2 separate regions of the Homo sapiens genome follow, and region 2 is linked to region 1. Evidence: read pairs that join two places in POLR2A ChIA-PET (ENCODE). Cell type or tissue: PC-9. All regions are shown on one strand. Each heading gives the region's core, and the rest is flanking DNA. Links, peaks and the distances in the headings are about the cores only. Region 1 overlaps CCDC33 (coiled-coil domain containing 33). Region 2 overlaps GOLGA6A (golgin A6 family member A).

What was found. ChIA-PET counts read pairs that join two places held together with the same protein. Peaks named below come from ENCODE experiments on the same cell type or tissue, not always from the same donor. Only the 100,000 strongest peaks of a DNase experiment are listed, where the experiment ranks them.
Region 2: POLR2A ChIA-PET joins it to region 1 with 5 read pairs; 3 of 35 experiments call an interaction of 5 or more read pairs at or near these places.

The regions. Positions count from the first base shown.
Region 1 is chr15:74,236,622-74,245,881 of GRCh38, forward strand. CCDC33 (coiled-coil domain containing 33) reads left to right here. Exons shown (of 19, transcript NM_025055.5): 1 at 1-119; 2 at 7,364-7,527. The coding sequence starts at 99. Among named protein-coding and RNA genes, the nearest start is that of CCDC33, 4.9 kb to the left of the region's middle. RefSeq lists enhancers at 2,355-2,950, 2,951-3,546, 7,333-7,834, 8,335-9,260. In PC-9, for the core only: a CTCF peak has its summit at 3,508 (motif pointing right); a DNase peak (open chromatin) is centred at 3,670; H3K27ac peaks cover 1,321 bases.
Region 2 is chr15:74,061,025-74,070,284 of GRCh38, forward strand. It overlaps GOLGA6A (golgin A6 family member A), which reads right to left. Exons shown (of 18, transcript NM_001038640.2): 18 at 8,833-9,260. It also overlaps the pseudogene DNM1P33. Among named protein-coding and RNA genes, the nearest start is that of GOLGA6A, 17 kb to the right of the region's middle. RefSeq lists an enhancer at 4,514-5,015. In PC-9, for the core only: a CTCF peak has its summit at 4,912 (motif pointing right); no DNase peak of the experiment used is centred there.

The DNA.
Region 1 (9,260 bases), core at 578-8,577:
CAGCTGTCTGGGCAGGACTGATTCCTGATCACCCACTGATACCAAGTACTCATCCCCAAGATTGTTAAACAAGGCCAGACACTCCTGGCCTCAAGAGGATGGGACTGAAAAACAAAAAGGTAAGGCCAGGGGCATGGGCCATGCACCTGCATGAATCCGTCCCTCCTTCAAAGTCCTTCCTTCAAAGTTTTGTTTGCTCCTTAATCATGACAAAAGCTTCCCTTCCCTGGGTCTCAGTTTTCACAGCTGTGAAATGGGGAGTGAGGTGGTCTCTGTGGCTCTCCCAGGTTAGCTGCCCTATACTCTTGGGCCACACGGGAACTGGAATGCAGTGTACTTGCAGGTGTTGTCAATGCTGACCACCCTTACCTGGTTGTTTCTGCACTCTTATTGCTGGGGTCACACAGTCTGAGAGCCCACTGAGATGGTTCATTACCCCTGTCCAAGATCTCCCAGGAGATTCCCAGGCTGCTGGCTTGGCAGCCCTGATGCCCCCATTGCCCCCATGCTCTCCAATCCCTGGCCCTGATTTTCTGGGGCCTAGGCCCCTGTCCTGGAACACAGATGCTTGGGTCTCTGAAGAGAAGGGATTTTTGTGTGTTTTGTTGATCACCGTATCCCCAGCACTCAGAACAGTGCCTGGCACATAGTGGGTGCTTAATAAAAAGCTGTGGCCCAGCAGCAGGGCTCTGTCAGGAAGGGACTAGAATCTCAGTGTGATGAGATGTAAACAGTTGAATGTAAGGGACCCCTTACCTTCCTCTCACTAGCAAGGCTGAGCCCCTGCCCTAGATGGTGTTAACCCACAGGGATAGCAGAAGGAGCTGAGACCAAAGGCACACAGATACTTGCAAATGGGGGATACCCTCTTTGTAGTTACACTCAGGTTGAATAAGCCAAATAGCTGGGGGTGCCCAGGCCCTAGTGTGATTTCCACTTCATTACTCTTGATTTTGATGTCTCTGGTTCCTGATGTTCTCTGCCCACAGCTGCCCCCCACCCCCTGCAGACTCTGCCCTCCCCATTAAGCCTCTTTCTGTAATGCCACACACTCAGAACCGGTCACCAGGTTGACCTGGCACCCTAAGCTGCCAGCTGGTCCCCACCTGCCCCACAGAGCTGGATTTGGGGATCTGGGGAGTGTGCGTGGGAGTCCTGAGGAGGAGCCAAGGTTGCTTTGATTAGTAGCTTTGAGAAGCGCTTTTGATAGCTGGGTAGAATCGCCTATAAGGATGCTCATCATGGCCGGGGGTGGTGGCTCACGCCTGTAATCCCAGCACTTGGCGAGGCCGAGGCAGGAGTTTGAGACCAGCCTGGCCAACATGGTGAAACCCCATCTCTACTAAAAATACAAAAATTAGCTGGGTGTGTTGGTGCACGTCTGTAATCCCAGTTACTCAGGATGCTGAGGCAGGAGAATCGCTTGAACCTGGGAGGCAGATGTTGCAGTGAGCCGAGATCACGCCACTGCCCTCCAGCCTGGGCAACAGTGTGAGATTCTGCCTCAAAAATAAAAGGACGTTGGCCAGGCCTGGTGTCTCACTCCTGTAATCCCAGCACTTTGGGAGGCCAAGGCAGAAGTTCGAGACCAGTCTGGCCAACATGGTGAAACCCCGTCTGTACTAAAAATACAAAAATTAACCAGGCGTGGTAGCGGGCACCTGTAATCCCAGCTACTCGGGAGGCTGAGACAGGAGAATTGCTTGAACCCAGGAGGCGGAGGTTGCAGTGAGCCGAGATAGCACCACAGCACTCCAGCCTGAGCAACAAAGAGCAAAACTCCATCTCAAAAAAAAAAAAAAAAAGGATGCTCATCATGTATATATAATACATATTTGTGTTTCTTCTTTTGTGAATCCCCAGTTCATGTTTTTTAAATTGGATAATGTTTATAGGTTTCAGTGCTCTTTGTATACTAGGGATATTAATCCTTTTTTAAATATGCAGCAAACATTTTCTCCTTTTTTTCTTTTCTTTGTATTGCAGGGCATTTTGGACCATTATAGAAGTTAGTATAGATTTTTAAAATGTAATCAAACCTATCCCTTTTTAATGATTTCTGACTTTTGTGTCATCTTTTGGAATGCTTCTCTGCTCCAAAGAACATAATTCCTCTTGCTGCCACCAATGGATACTCAGATTATGAGTTCAGGGGGGCATCCACTGTGGAGCAGAGAAGGGATCCACATCCAAGGAAGCATGGTTAGAGCACAGCAGAGACAGCAAGAGTGTGGGGTCAGACAGACCCAGCTTCCAGTTCCAGCCCTGGCCTCACTAGCTAAGCTGTGTGCTTTCATACAAGAGGTTTACTTTCTCTGAGTGTGCTTCCTCACCTGTGAAAGAGCTTTCCCCTGGCCGCCATAACTCTCAGGCAAGTTTAGATGTTGAAACTAGAAGGAACATGGGGGACCATTTTTAACTGAAAGTCCTTGTGAAACTGCTGGGAAATAGCCCCACTGCAGTCAAGTAACTTGCCCAAATGACAGATCCGGGCAGCCAGGCACCCTGCCTCCCAGCCCAGCCCCGCTCCAGCTAGTGTGACTTTTCAGACACACGGCCCTTCTAGAGGGCAGAACTGGGCTCAGCTCCTCAGGCCTCCCAGGCTGCTGGAGGATAGGGAGGAGTGGGTGGAAGAGTTTGTCTCCTTCCATCTCTCTCCCCACCAGAACCAAGTTAAGCACCCCCCAACCCACCCGCGGGAGCTGAATTCAAGGACCATTAACTCCCTGTTGTTCCTACCTCCTCCTCTCACCCTAGCCCTTCCCCCCAGCACATGGATCCAAAAATGCCCTAAGTGATGGGCAGTCCTAGTTCCCCTGCAACATCTGCTGGCTAATCCTGGCCTATTGAGGGCAAGGCTGCCTGTCTGTTTGGATAAGGGCACTGGAGTTAGCAGCTTCCAATCTTGCCAGGCCCAGTGGAGTAGCTGAGAGTGCTGAGCTTTGGAATCAGGCTTGCTTCGGTGCTCACAGCCCAGCCTCTCATCCACTGGCTGTGTGGCCTTGGGCAGGTAAACTGGCCAAACCCCTGCCTGGAAAAGCTGCCTGCTGATCTCTGCACCCTAGCAGTGTTGGGTGGGTTAAGTGAGAGGGAGCCTGAGAAGCTGATGGTGAGCATCCAGCTTTGCTCCCAGCCAAGAGGAGGCATGAATTCCCTCCCCAGGGCTCACCACACCCCTACAGATGAGTTTGTGCAAACTGAGAGTTACGGGGGGGGTACCCCATCACCCCCAGTTCCCTACCACTCATGTAACCCAGTATATGCATTTTCTGTTCCCTCATCAATCCTCTAGTGCAGGCCAGGGGTAACAGATGGGTCGAGGACATTGGTTCTGATGCAGGACATCTCTGAGGGAAGCCTGCAGATTCCCATCCAGACATGGGAATAAAAAAGGGATAGCAGGAGGTTAGCAGCCCTGGCCCACCATCCCCCTTCTGGCCTTACCCTTGGCCCCAAGCCTCCCTGGCCCTGGGCCCAGCCTGCCCAGCGGGCACATGCCTGCAAGCCTCACCAGGAGGCGCCAGCCTGGCAGTTGGCCTCATGCCCAGAACTGAAACACAATAGTTCTCGCCAAACTTCCTGCAAGCTTTATTCCCAGAAGGGAAGGCTGTCCCCGAGGGGAGGTGCAGGGGAGATAGAGGAGGAGCCGGTGTGACTCCTGGCCAGGTCTGCAGATGCCTAGTTGGGCTCTGGGGCTGCCAGGGAGCCAATGAGAGCCCCTGGACAATGGTCTTACTCCTGGGCCCTCCCTTTCATGGCCCTAGGGAGCTCATGAGAGGCCCTGTGCCCTCACAGCAAGGTGAATCCATCTAGGAACATGAATCACCCCTCCCAGCCTCACTGCAGGAACTTCAGGCACAGTAACCACTGGAAAGGCTGAATCACAAACTATTCCAGACATTCCCATTGGCCAGGTGGGAAAATCAAGGCTCAGGGAGGTGGTACAGAGAGGTAGGGCCAGAGCTGAGCTGAAACCTAGGTCTTTTTTTTGTTGTTGTTGTTGGAGTCTCACTCTATCACCCAGGCTGGAGTACCATCTTGGCTCACTGCAACCTCCGCCTCCTAGGTTCAAGCAATTCTTCTGCCTCAGCCTCCCGAATAGCTGGGATTACAGCCTCATGCCACCGCACCTGGCTGATTTTTGTATTTTTAGTAGAGATGGGGTTTCACCATGTTGGCCCGGCTGGTCTCGATCTCCCAGCCTCCAGTGATTTGCCCGCCTCGGCCTCCCAAAGTGCTGGGATTACAGGCGTGAGCCACCACACCCGGCCAAGTTGAAACCTAGGTCTTTTTGCCCTGAGGCTGCCAGCCTTACTCCTGTGCCACTAAACCAGGAGAGCAAGGCTGCTGGGGAGTGGGGGGGTCATGGTGGCCTGCATGAGGGTGGATATGGGAGGAAGCTGCCTACCCAGGAGGGCAGGGAACAGCACTCTGGCTGCTCCTCCTCCTTCACCTCCAGGCAGGGGCATCTTCCCCTCCCCTCATTCTCCCCTGACAGGAGCATGGGGGAGAGAAGGAGGGGCAACCCTCATCAACACCTCTGTAGATGGTGACAGGCCCTGCTGGGTCCTGGAAGAGGGTGGGGGTGGCCTCCTCAGTCAGAGGAAGGAGAGGGGGGCCTCTCTGCAGGACTGGCACTTCTGATCTGGGGGGCATGTATTCTCACCTCCTAATTAGCCATCTTGCTAGGCAAGGACCACAGCCTGCACCAGGCAAGCCAAGGGAAGTAGGGGAGCAAGGCACAGGGATGACAGTTCTGGAGTGACACCCAGGGTGGAGCAGAGGAAACAGCTAGGGCAGAGGCGGGGAGGCAGGAGGGAGCTTGGTAGGTGTGAGAAACAGCCAGGAGGCCAGTGTGGCTGGAGCGGAGTGACCCACAGGGCCCGTGGGACAAGATGAGGTCAGTTTTCTGGGCCAGCTCCTGGAGGGCCCCACGGGCCATTGCAAGGCTCTGAGAGAAGCAGCAAGCTACTTCAGGGTTCTGAGCAGAGGAGAGAGAGGGTCTGGGTCCAATCTGTAAAGGCTCACTCTGGCGATTGGATGGGGTGGACGGAGAGTCGGAGAGGAAACAGAACTCCATCAGAGGCGAGTCGGGACATACAGGTGTCTGGGACCTGAGTGCTGACCTGAGGATGCTGAGAAGGGTCAGAGTCCAGATATAGTTTGAAGGTGGAGCTGACAGGATCTGCTGAAGAACTGGATAAGGGATGTAGAGGAAGAGAGGGAAGAATCAGGAAGGACTCCAAGATGTGGGGCTTGAACAACTAGAACAATGGCATCGCCATTAACTCATTAACGAGTTGGGGCAGACAGCAGGAGGAGGGGTTTGAAGGGGAGTCCAGAGTTCGTTAGCTTTGAGAGGCCAGTAGACCCCCAAGGGGAGCTGTTGAGGGGGTGTGTGGCTCCGATTGGTGGGCACCCCACGCTACCGTGAGAAATGGATGAAATAACGTTCCTAAAACTCCTCGGGGCAGAGCAGAGCCTCAGGCACTGTGCCCTTTTCTTTCTGTCTGCCTGAGGCTTCCAGGAGCCAAGGCTCAAGGTAGGAGCAGAGCAGCTTCCAGATAGGTCGGTCCAAGTCCTCATCTCCCCACTGGGGAAACTGACTCTCAGAACATGGCTGGCTTTGGGGCCCAGCATGGTGAGAGGCAGAGCTGGTTTAAACCTACCTCTCCTGACACTCAGGGCTCCTCAGGAGCCGGCCATTCTGAGCCAAGGACCCAGCCTGCCGAGGCTGCCACCAAAACCAGAGCCCGTCCAGGGCCCAGGTCCTTGCTCCTGTCTGGGCCTCAATTTCCTCTCTATGTAATAGGACATTGTTCTCAACCCCACCCAACCAGGGCCTGCCCTGGAATGCAGGGTCTGACAGGCTGAGCTTTCCAGAGATGAGGAACAGCCTGCCAGTGGCCCCTCAGGGCCCTGCCTCCACCCTGAGGAGGTCCATTGCTCCTCTCCCAGAGCCAGGAGTGCCCCTCTATGGCCCCTCATATCAGCTGGAGGGACAAAGGGTAGGCAAGACCTCCTACCACGGGAGGCCTATCAAGGGTTAATCTGTGTCAGATTAACTGGAAGTGGTGAGTCAGCCAGCCGGCCAGTGGAGGACCAGGGCCAGGGAGGACAAGGACACCCCTGAGCCACAGCAGCCTCATGGCCACACCCCTCCCCACCCCACCGCGTTTATATGCCCAGCTCTGCCGTCTTCTCTGAGTCCCCACTGCCTCCCCAGTCAAACTGAGCCACCTCTGGGCCTTGGAAAGCTCTGCCCCTTCCCGCTTGCTGCCTTCGCTCCAGTGTTCTGCTCCTGGCCTGTCCTCCCTGACTCCACTCCTGCACCTTCTCCCAACCCTTTAAGGCCTCCTCCTCCCTGCTGTCTTCCCTGACCGCCTCAGCCGGCCAGGGCTTTGTCTTCTCTCAGCAGCTCTCGTTAAGATGGTCCTTTGGGCCATGAATCCACAAGTTACTAAGCTGCTGAGTCCCTGCTTGGGGCAACTGGTGTAGGAAGCCCCCTGCATGGGCAGGCACCTCTTCCTCCCTAGTCCGCAAGTTTCCTGGGTAGAAGACAGGTGGGGCATCTGGGACAGACACATGCATTCACCTCCACGTAATGCACTGAATGCCCCCATGAACGTGGAGAAGCTTTGTCAGCTGTAAAGTGCTGTGCACAGGAGGGACCTGAGGTGATGGGTGAGCTGAGGTGAGGTTACAAGATAGACTGAAGAAGGTGGCCCATTGTTAGGACTGCAAAAGCAGGTGGGATTTAGGAATTACAGACGAGGACACCTGCGAAAGCTAAGGCTTAGAAGTGGGACCAGACTTGAAAGGTGAGGTGGCCTGTCTCATCCTGCAGGAAGGGTAGGATCCAGGACTAGAGGAGAGGCACTGAGAGAGACGTGGGATGGGGACAGAAGTAGGGAGAAAATGGGGCCAAGGCGACTGCCTTGCAGAGTGGGCGGAAGGGTGACAGAGGGAGGCAGGCACTTGACGGAAGCTGTGAGTGGCTAGTGCTAGAGGGTGGCAGTGAAGGGAGGTGCCGCAGCAGAGGAGGCCACTCAGGGCCAGGTGCAGTAACTCATGCCTATAATCCCAGCACTCTGGGAGGCCGAGGCAGGCAGATCACCTGAGGTCAGGAGTTTGAGACCATGGGGAAATCCCGTCTCTACTAAAAATACAAAAATTAGTTGGATGTGGTGGCACATGCCTGTAATCCCAGCTACTGTGGAGGCTGAGGCAGGAGAATTGCTTGAACCTGGGAGGTAGAGGCTGCAGTGAGCCAAGATGGCACCACTGCACTCCAGCCTGGGCAACAGAGCAAGACTCTGTCTCAAAAAAAAAAAAAAACACTCAGCCCTGGCTCTCCCCACAGAACACTGAAGACCCAGAGGAGCCCCTGATCGCCTCCCAGAGCACGGAACCTGAGATCGGTCACCTGTCTCCCTCTAAGAAGGAGACCATCATGGTCACCCTCCATGGGGCTACCAACCTGCCTGCCTGCAAGGATGGCTCCGAGCCGTGGCCCTATGTGGTGGTGTAAGTAGCTGCGTGAGAGTGGGGGCAGGGGATGGGTTGGGCTGTGAGCAGAAACCAGGGGACAGCTATTTGGAATACTAGCACCCAAAGGCCCAGGACTGGGACTGTCATACCCAGAGGGGAGGAGCTGCTGTGGGCACTACCTGGCATCTCCGCTGCTGCATGGGAAGCTGCTCACCAGGGCTGGGGAAGACAGGGTGCCAACGGATCCAGAGAGTCACCCCTCCCCACCCCACACCAGTGGGGCAGGGATTGGTCACAGCTCAGCTCCAGTGGGGCAGGTTCCTTGTATGCAAAAGTCTGGGCTGGGCTCATGGGCATGATGGTCAGATTGGGGAAGGGGAAGATTTGGGACCTGCCTCTCCTGACTTCTGGGTGCCCCACCCCACCATACCCAGCCCTGGGGTAGGGTCCTCATAACCACCCTCCCCTCCTCCCCTCCTTCTCCAGTCACTTCTATTATGGGGACTCCCCTAGTTCTGGGCCTTTAATGCACCCCACACACCCCCTCCAGCCAGCTGCTGTCAGGGTACACACTTCCCCAGCCTGGCACCAAGGCCTGCCACGCCACGTCTATGCCCACCTCACGGGTCTCACTTCTTCCAGAAAGGCGCCAAGGGGCAACACAATCTCCATCCAGCCAACCTTCGCTGGGGACACTGAATATTTGCTCAATCTTTATTATAAAGCACCCTCCAAGGAGCATGTCACCCCTAGACCTTCTATAGACAGACGGCGGGAGCCTTGGTGGCCTCCCACCAAGCCACCCTATACTTCCCCTCCCCCACCAATACTGGCACCATTCAGTTCCTGCCAAGAGTCTGTTGCCCACATTTCCTTTTGGGGAGTGCCTGCCCCAGCCCACTCACCAATGCCTGCTGAAATCCTGCCTTCAAAGCCTCCTCCTCCAGGCAGCCACCAGAGTTGAGCTCTCCCTCTTCTGGAGCTCCACAGCAGTGGTGACCCTGGTCTGAAGCACTTTATATCAACATGGTTTATGCACTCCTCTGGGGCTCCCTGAGGACGGATCTCCTCCTCCATTTCCCTCAACAATGCATCCAACATAGGCCTGAGCCCAAACTTAGGAGCCAAGGAGTGACTGAGGCCAACACCTGGTTACTATGATAAGTCCCTGCCCCCCCAGGGCCCCCACTGTGAAAGGGGGGTAGAAGCTGTGCCGAGAGCAACAGGTGAAACACTTGCCTTAAAAGCCCCATTTGTGCCAGCCCAGCTCCTCGGCCATCCCTCCCCCAACTCCATTTCCGTGGTGAGGGAAGCACAGGTGGTGGGAGCAGGCTTGGCAGGGAGGCTGGTTTCTAGCGGGGAGCTCGCCTTCTCCGCTCAGCTATTTCCATAAACCAATTATCGCCGATCATCTCGGGAGATTGAGGCCCTGACTGTCACCAATCCGGCCTGGGCGGCGGGGCGGGGAGCTGGGTGGCTGTGTGGCTCCTAGGCAGGCACCGCGACCCGCGCCATCACCCGGTTGCCATGGGAACGCGCGGCAGGAGCCTAGGCGACACGAGCCTGGGTGGGGGTTCGGAGAGCCGGGCACACCCCGAGTCCTCCTGCACCCTCCCTGTGGCTGCGGCACGTGGGGCGGGAGGGTGGGGACAGAGAACGCGGGGAGGGGGGAGGGGAAAGCACTTCGCTGCACCCTTCTCCAGCTGGGAGCAGCGCCCGGGCCAGGCTGCAGCCTGCGTCCCAGGGCTCCAGACAGGCGAAGCTGCCAC
Region 2 (9,260 bases), core at 761-8,760, 180 kb before region 1:
GCAGCTTGAAATCAGCCATGGAAGATTTGCACCATGGAAATGGCAAACACTACAGAACAGACTTCTGTTCCCTCCCCGACAGAGAGCCCCTTGTGTAACAACAGCACTCCACTGCCCCATCCCTGAGCAGAGCGCTGTGTGTTGCAGCAGAGTGGGGGCAGGTGTCTTCTCCCTTGGGCTACAGAATACACATTTTTTTTCCCTCAGCACATGGATCATTCTCAAGGATAGACCATATCTTAGGTCACACAACATGTCTTAAAACATTAGAAAAAAATGAAATAATATCAAATATCTTCTCTGATCACAATGGAATAAAACTAGAAGTTAGTAACAGGAGAAATGTTGGAAACTATACAACCACATGGAGATGAAATAATATGCTCTGGAATGACCAGTGGGTCAATGAAGAAATTAAGAAGGAAATTGAAACATTTCTTAAATGATAATGGAAACACAACATGCCAGAACCTATGGGATACGACAAAAGCAGTACTAAGAGGGAACTTTATGGCTATAAACACCTACTTTTAAAAAGTTGAAAAGCATCAAATAAACAACAATGCACCTTAAAGAAATAGAAAAGCAAGAACAAAGCAAACGCAAAATTACTAGAAGAAAAGAAATAATAAAGATCAGAGCAGAAATAAATGAAATTGAAATGAAGAAAAAGCATCAATGAAAAGAATAGTTGGGTTTTGGAAGAGATAAATAATGTTGACAAACTTTTAGCCTAAGTAAGACTAAGACAAAAAGAAGACACAAGTGAATAAAATCTAAGATGAAAAAGGAAAATTACAACTGATACCGCAAAAATTCACAGGCTCACTAGTGGCTGTTATAAGCAATGTATGCAAAGAAATAGGAAAACCTACTAAAAATGGATACATTTCTAGACACATCCAGCCTGCCAAGATTGAACCGTGATGAAATCCAAAACCTGAACAGACCAATAAGAAATCATGACATCAAAGCGGTAATAAAAAGTCTCCCTGCGAAGAAAAGCCTGGGACCTGGTGCTTCACTGCTGAATTCTACCAAACATTAAAAGAAGAACTCATACCAACCTTACCCAAACTATTCCAAAACTAGAGGCCTTACCCAACTATTCCAAACTCATTCTACAAGGCTAGTATTACCCTGATACCAAAACCAAAGATACATCCAAAACAGAGAACTACAGGCCAATATCACTGATGAATATTGATGCAAAAATCCTCCACAAAATATTAGCAAATTGAATTCATCAACACATTAAAGTTGGGGTGCAGTGTCCCAGCTTCACTCAACCCTTCCCCTTTTCCTGTGATCCCAGGTGGCTGTGATCCCAGGTGGCAGCGGTGGCGGCAATGTTGGGGTGTGGGCCTCCCAGGACAAGGGGAATGTGAGTGTGCCCTTCTCTTGCCTCCTGCCAGGCGTCTGTAACCTGGCACCAGCTCTGGCCAGGTCTTCAAGTAAGGGACCTGGAGATGTTCTTTTCCAATTTCTGGATTGGGAAATGGAGACAAATTCTGGGTACTAGAGTCAGAACTAAGATGAGGCTGAATCGGGAGAGTCTGGGGTCCTGAGAGGCCGAGACCTGAAACCCTCTAGATCGTGTGGGGAGCTGGGTGTGTGATCTGGCCAGTTGTTTCTCCCTGTGCCTCAATGTTCCAGGTACCCTTGGAGGGACTGAGATCCTGGGGATGCCTGGAGCCTGGCTGCATGGCCTGGCCGCCCTGATGCCCTCGTGCTCTCCATGGCAGGCCAGCAAGGCTGAGGAGAATGTCTCCGACAGCTTCATGCACTCCATGGACCCACAGCTGGAGCAGCAAATGGAGACCACTCAGAGCCTGGTGGACTCCTATGTGACCATTGTCAACAAGACCGTGTGGGACCTCATGGTTGGTCTCACGCCCAAGACCATCATGCACCTCATGATCAACAACGTGCATGCACCACCTCATGGGGGCAGGGGCTCCTGTAGCACTGGGGACACAGGTGGCCGTGTTGGCCTGGCAGAGATGACAACCAGCCCTATGGGACCAGGTGCAGGGAGAGGGGCACGGTCCAGACCAGAGCTGTCCCATAGAACTATAACGTGGGACTGGGCACAGTGGCCCATGCCTGTAATCCCAGCACTTTGGGAGGCCAAGGCGGAAGGATCGCTTGAGCCCAGGAGTTTGAGACCAGCCTGGGCAACATAGTGAGACCTGGTCTCTACAAAAAAATTTTAAAAATAGCTGGGCCTGGTGGTGGCACGTGCCTGTAATCCTAGCTACTCAACAGGCTAGCCTTGGAGGATCACTTTGAGCCAAGGAGGTTGAGGCTGCAGTGAGCAGTGATCTCACCCACTGTACTCCAGCCTGGTGACAGAGCGAGATCCTATCTCCAAAAATTAAAAACTGAGTAGACAGGTGTCCTGGTGGCATGATAGGTCCTGGGTCCCCTCCCAGATCTGTGACCTTGGGCAGGTGACTTTTCCTCTGGACCTCAGTGTCCCCATCTGAGTGAGAAAAAGCGGTGGGGAGGTGGGTCTTCGAGTCTAAGCAGTGTAGAAGCCGCATCTGAAAAGCCATACCCGGGGCTCCAAGTCCAGCGTACAGCCCCAGCAGGACCTGGCGGCGTGGCCAGGGTGGCACAGGCATCAGGTCCCAACCTCCTTCCCTCTTTGCCCACTCTCAGACCAAGGAGTTTATCTTCTCGGAGCTGCTGGCCAACCTGTACTTGCATGGGGACAAGAACATGCTGATGGAGGAGTCGGCAGAGCAGGCACAGCGGTCATGAACACAATCAGCACGCCCACGGGGGCCCATGGACAACTCCTGACTGCAGGTGCAGAGCATCCTACTGGATGCAGGTACCAGGGCTGGCCCCCACGGCCCCAAAGCCCCCCAGCCTCCATGGCTAAGACTGTGGGCTCTTGGAACAGGCTCCATGCCCAAGTTGGCAGATGTGGGTGCTCTCTAGAGTCCTCGGAGAGGGCAGAGAACTCATGGTTTATGGTGTAGGGGCTGGGAATGTGGAGGGCGTTGTGTGTGGGGCTGGACTCTGAGGCGGCCAGAGGCCTAGGAATGTCACCTGGGCACAACATAACTGTCGTGCAGTCTGAGTCATGCTGCCAGGGCAGGGTATCCAGTTCCCAGTCTGGGAGTGCCGAGAGCCAAATCCACTGTAGAGCAGGGGTGATAGTCAGGGTCCCACCTCCTCTATCTGTTGGCAATCCAGTGGTGATCCTGGATAAAATCTTGAGAGTCCCATACACATGGTCATCCCACAACACACCTCACAGGCCAGGCAGGAACACACAGCCCCCTTCCCTCCCTCCCAGGTACCACCATAGCTGCTAGCGTGTGACTGAAGGCAGGGTCCCTGGCCCCTGCTGAAACACTACCGCCAGCCAGCGGGCTCATTCACCTTGGCCTGTTGCTCTTAGGGGTCACCTGTGCTATTCAGCCAAGGAGACCACAGTCCCTGCTGGCCCAGCTGAGCTCCACATAGCCAGCCCACCCACCTCCCCTGCCACAGACTCTCCCTCTTCTGCTTTTCCCAGCAGGAGGGGCCCAGGCTCACCTATGCAACCTGCAGGCCCCCACAACCAGCTGAGGCTCCCCTCTTAGACTTATAAGTCTATGGCCAGTGGCATATGCCCTTCCTGCCTCCCCCAGGGTCCTTTCAGAGGGTCCTGGGCTTTCTGACCACCCAGAGGGGCCCCTGGCACACTCCAGTCCAGCCATCCCTTTTAGCTTCACCATCCTGGGTCAAGCAGTGTTCCTTTTCTATCAGGCCTGGTGGCTGTTGGGTGGGGCTCCCCAAGGTGAGAGGTGGCCTTGGGCCAGTGGGTTGGAAGGGAGGGGGCTGAGCATTGGTCTGAACTGTGGCTGCACTGCCTGGGTGCCGTGGGAGAGGCCAGTGTGTGTGGGCTGGGGAGGGCCGCCGCAGCCCCCAGGCACTACCTGTGAAGCTCCGGCTCCTCCCTCCATCTTCCTCCCCTTTTCCTTCCAGCCTCTCTTTTCCAGGAACCTTGCCACACCTGCACCTGCGTCCTCCCCTCCCCGGCCCTCCCACAGCTGCTGCAGCACGCCTGTGCTCTGTGCTTGCCTCACCAGCTCTCTGCTCACTTTTCTCTCTCCCGTTTTCTCTTTGCTTTCTCTCCAACTGCCAGGTGATCAGGTCAGGCAAGTCCATCCTGTCCTGAGAGCCCCAGGTTCCACTTTGACCTCTAAACAGATCCTCCTCTTCTCGGAGGCCTCCCTTTCCAAGCCTGCCTGGGCGGGTGTCCTGTGACTTGACAGTGGCTCCCCAGCCCCAAAGCCAGCCCCCTTCATCTGTGACTTAGTCTGTCGTAGTGGTGAGCTGACACATCCAGGTGTGACCCTTGCTGAAAACTTGTGCCCCCTCTGTGGTATGCCCCTGCCCTGTTCTATAAATATCTATAAATACTCATATGTATATATACCTACACATGGCTGACCGCCTCGCCTCTAGCACTGGGAATCTGTCACCGTGCTGTCCTTGTGGAGTCTTGTGGCCCAACAAGACGAAGGTCTCCCCTGACACTGCCCCTCCAAAGTGTGCCACCTCCAGTGAGCCTCCCTGTCATGTCCGGCCTGTGGACAGCCAGCCCCCGCCATCCCTCCCACCCCCCACCAAGAATGGGGGTGCTGTGCAGGCAGCTGTGTGGCCTGACAGTCTCTACCAGTCCTGCTGTCCCTCGGCTGAGAATCAAACCCATTTCTGGATGATGGGGAATGTGTCCTCTGCTAGCTGTGTTCTCTGTGGAGTGCAGGGGAGGGAAAAGGCCAAGCCATTTCTAGGGTGCTGTTGGGAGGAGTGAAAAGGCCACACACCCTTTCCAAGGGACACTTTTCCTGGAAAGCCCCTGGAGCTTAGCTGGCTTTTATCCTGCGAAGCCGGCTCTGGCCACTAGGGGGCAGGGCCATGAACTCAGCCTGGAGGAGCCTGCGGGGCAGCCAGCACTAACAGGCCACCAGGTACACTGGAGGGACAGACAGAACAGGCCACCGGGTGCAGACAGGCGAGGGAGGCAGGGGGATGGAACGGAAGATGCCTGGGGTGGAAGTCAGTGCCCTTGGGTGCTGGTATTTGTCTTCCCGGCCACTGCTACATCAGGCTTCTGAGGCTGTTGGCTGTCAGGGCGGGACTGTGCCCTATAGGCGCCATGGCAGTCCCTGTGAAATCCACCAGGTGTCACCAGGCAGCATACAGGTAACAGGCCTGGAAGGTCCCCAAGAGCCCAGCTGGACATGCTCAGACACTCTAGGGCTCCTCGTTCAGTGGCACAAACTCCAGGACCCAGTGAGGGACACGGGAATCCACCAGGCTGAGCAGTATGGCTAAATCCATTTACTCCAAAATGAAAAGCAAAATAAACGGGAGTCACATCACCAGGGAGCCACAACCCCATCCCCGCCTCCTTCCTCTGTCCTATGCTATCAATAAATAAGTTTCCCAGCCACAAATAGTGATTAGAACCTCCTCCTCATATGCCAGCTCCAACCTCCTCTAGGTACAATACAGGGGGTGGCCCTACCCCCTGGAATATACAAAATGTCACACAGATACTATATGTACACTGCGGAAGGGGGTCCACCCCAGCAGCCTGTGCCCTCACCTGCTCTACAGTTAGCCCCACTGTCCCGCCTCAGCTGCCTCTCTGAATAAGAAGATGGGAGCCCCCTGAGGGAAAAGTTGCTTCGGTGAGAGTAGGGAGGCCATGAGGCCTCCTCCAAACAAACCAGCTCTACCAGCCTCTGGCTCTTAAATAATAATCATCATCATCCAGAAATTTAAGGACTCAGCCCTGGTCAAGGTGGCAAAGGGTCTGTTTTTCTCCCCCCATTAGACAGGGGTCTTGTCTTGCTACCCTAATGGTAAAGGGGTGACTGGGAGGGGGTGGTAGGAGCATGGTAGGGACAGAGACTCCAGCCCCACTTCTCCAGGCTTATGCTGACAGGGGCCTGCTTTTATTTATTTTTATCCCATGACTTATTTTTTAATCCCATAATTTCTTTTTCATAATACTTTAAGCTTTTTTTTTTTTTTTTTTGAGATGGAGTCTTGCTCAGTCACCCTGGCTGGAGTGCAGTGGCGCGATCTTGGCTCACTGCAAGCTCCGCCTCCCAGGTTCACGCCTTTCTCTTGCCTCAGCCTCCCGAGTAGCTGGGACTACAGGCGCCCGCCACCACGCCCAGCTAATTTTTTTTTTTTTTTTTTTTTTTTTGTATTTTTAGTAGAGATGGGGTTTCACCATGTTAGCCAGGATGGTCTCGATCTCCTGACCTTGTGATCCACCCGCCTCGGCCTCCCAAAGTGCTGGGATTACAGGCGTGAGCCAGCAAGCCCGGCCCTTTTTTTAAGCTTTTCATAAAACTTTTACGTTTTTTCCACAACTTTTTTTGCCACAACCTTTCCACAACATTTTTTATCCTGTAACTTTTTCATCCCACAACCTTTTTTATCCCATAACTTTGGTTTGTGTTCTTCAAATAAACACACTTCATGGTTACATTAAAATTTTATAAAAATAAAAACCGATTATCTCATGCCAAGCGTGCCCAGCATTTGCACAGTCTCAATACCTTTAACACCACAGTTTTCAAGACACACAAAATTTTAAGGCAAAAACAGCACTTTGCAACAATTTAATAATTTATTACATTACAGTAGCATCACAGTAGCAGTGAATAATGCCACTTTAGGCAACAGTGTTTCAGTATTTCCATTATACATTCTGTTTACAAGAATTCATAAATTGGTAAAAGTCATTCTAAGAAAACTTGGCAAATAAAGCTTTGCATTGGAATTGGCATTTCTTTCTCTACTTTTCCTTCCCCCAGTTTCTTTCTTTTAAACTACAGTATTCATATTTTAAAATGTCTTAACTTATTTTAAAACTTAAGATAGCAGTTACATTTTTGAATAGTTATATTCTTTTAAAATGACTCTTTAAGATAAAGTTTTAGAGAAACTATTATGGATAGGACTGATTTACATTTTCACATTTTCTAAATATCAGCTTTGGTTTTAGAACTGACTTTTTTTCATTTCTGGAAAACCTATCAGATTTAATCAAATACTTTAAAAATGATTATATATTGCAATCTTTAAATCGGTTTTTAATTCTTTACTTCCTACAGAAATTCAAATTTATTCAGTTGAACCCACACTTTAAAATTCTATGTTTCTGATTAAACTCTACCCTTCTAATGTTGCCTTCTAAGCAAATTGAACGCTGCCTTATACTGAATGAGGAAGAGAACAAATACTTGGCTGAATGAGGTATTGCAAAGGACCACATGCACTTTGAAGAAAGACTTAAGTTGTTGTCATATGATTTACATGCTATTTAATTTTTCTTAAATATATGACAGAATACCTACACAAAGAGTGGTATTTCAGTTAATATAGTACATTCATTTTCCAGACTGACATTCAGCTTAAATATGCCGGTGTGTGATTTAATCCACAGGTACCTGATGAACACATTATTGTCAGATTGGTTGCAGGTGCTAAAGGCTAGCTGAAGATCATTCCTAGTCATTTATATTTATCAGGGTAAAAGTGAAGTGATTGAACTATAAAAATACCTTTGAAATAATTTATCAATGTATTAGGTAAACCCAGTTTCAGAATTATAAAGAAAAACTGTTAGACCAAATAAGGTGGCTAATTAACAGTGGTATGATTTCTAGCCCGAGGGTCTAAATTGGACTCAAACTGTCTTTAAACTGAACTCAAAGAATGCAAAAGTGGCAAGTTCAGAAAATAAAAGGCAAGAACAGGACTTGAAGTCCATTTTAAACCCTCGGGCTAGAAATCGTCCTACTGTTAATTAGCCACATTCGTTGGTCTAACAGTTTTTCTTTATAATTCTGGAACTGAGTTTATCTAATACATTGATAAATTCATACAATTTGGAAGAGTCAGTTGAAGTCACAAGGACTTAATATTTGCACTCTTTCACTGAATGCAGGCACATCTGTTATTCCATCTGTAAAATCGTATTATTGCTCTCCTATTAATGTCATATGTATAAAAGTATCATGAGGATGCCAAATGCTAAAAATGGAGATGGTCTAGTAACTAGAAATGCCCACCCCAGGGAGCGCACACACATCTCTCCCTGCATCCTAATACTGTGACGTATTTTGGAACACAGACATTAGAACTTCATGAACTTTTAGCTGTTGATTCTTTCCCAAGCATCTTAAAGTTATGATTTAGGCAATGTATGACTGAAATAATTCACTCATCACGTATAGGCACATTAACATAAATATGGCACAAAATATGCCTCTAACTGAAACTGAGAGGTATAAAAACATATTTCACTCTTTGTGAAGAACTTTGTGAGGAAACATAAGTCTGTCATTGTATAGACACTTTTTCTCATAATACTTGGACATTCACAAACATTAGATTGCACTGCAGCTTGTAAACATTTTAAGTTGCATAAACTTCGCCTTGATTTTCATGTGTAGTATAATACTGTCTACTAAAACTCCTTTTTGTTTCAACTAAGTACTCTCACATATATTGGTTTATAATAATGGTTGTTATTATTTTTAAAGTGTTTTCCATTCAAAGAAAAGAAGTAAATTCCTATGTCAGAGTAACTAATGTGGCTGAAGAATAGGTATTAGCCAGAGAGGTCTAGATGATAAAATCAATCTTCTAGCCTCAAAGAAGCTCCATGAACATAGAGGAAGGCCAGGTGTCACACAGCTTTCCTTCACTCGAATTCATTCTTGACTAGAGCCTGTATGCCTCTTCCAGGGACATTTAAACTCTTAAAGGATTTCTTATGATCTTCACTAAATACCTTAAGAAGAATGCCAACCAGTGCCCTTTTGTGTACTGGGACATATACTCGTGATTAAAACAGGTAACATGAACTCTGACTTTAAAATGTATTGTAGATATAAATGCTCTAAGCTAGAAAAGGTTTTCCACATCCACAGTCAATGATGGGAGCCTTTCATTCCTCAGAAATAATCCCTTTTTAGGTCATCAAGAAAGGGTACAACTGCTGCAGCTCATGATGCAATATCTTCATGAGCCCAGAGCACATACAAATCCTAAGGGAACTACCATAGTACAGCGCTCATTCTTGGCACCAGAACAAATGAAACACACTCTATCCTGCACACACCTGCCAGAGCAGGCCACTTTCCTCTTCTGTGAGATTTAAAAAGCTCCCCAAAATGTTATTACTCCCATCCCCAATACACAGAAAATAGGGAAAAGGCTGTTTCCAG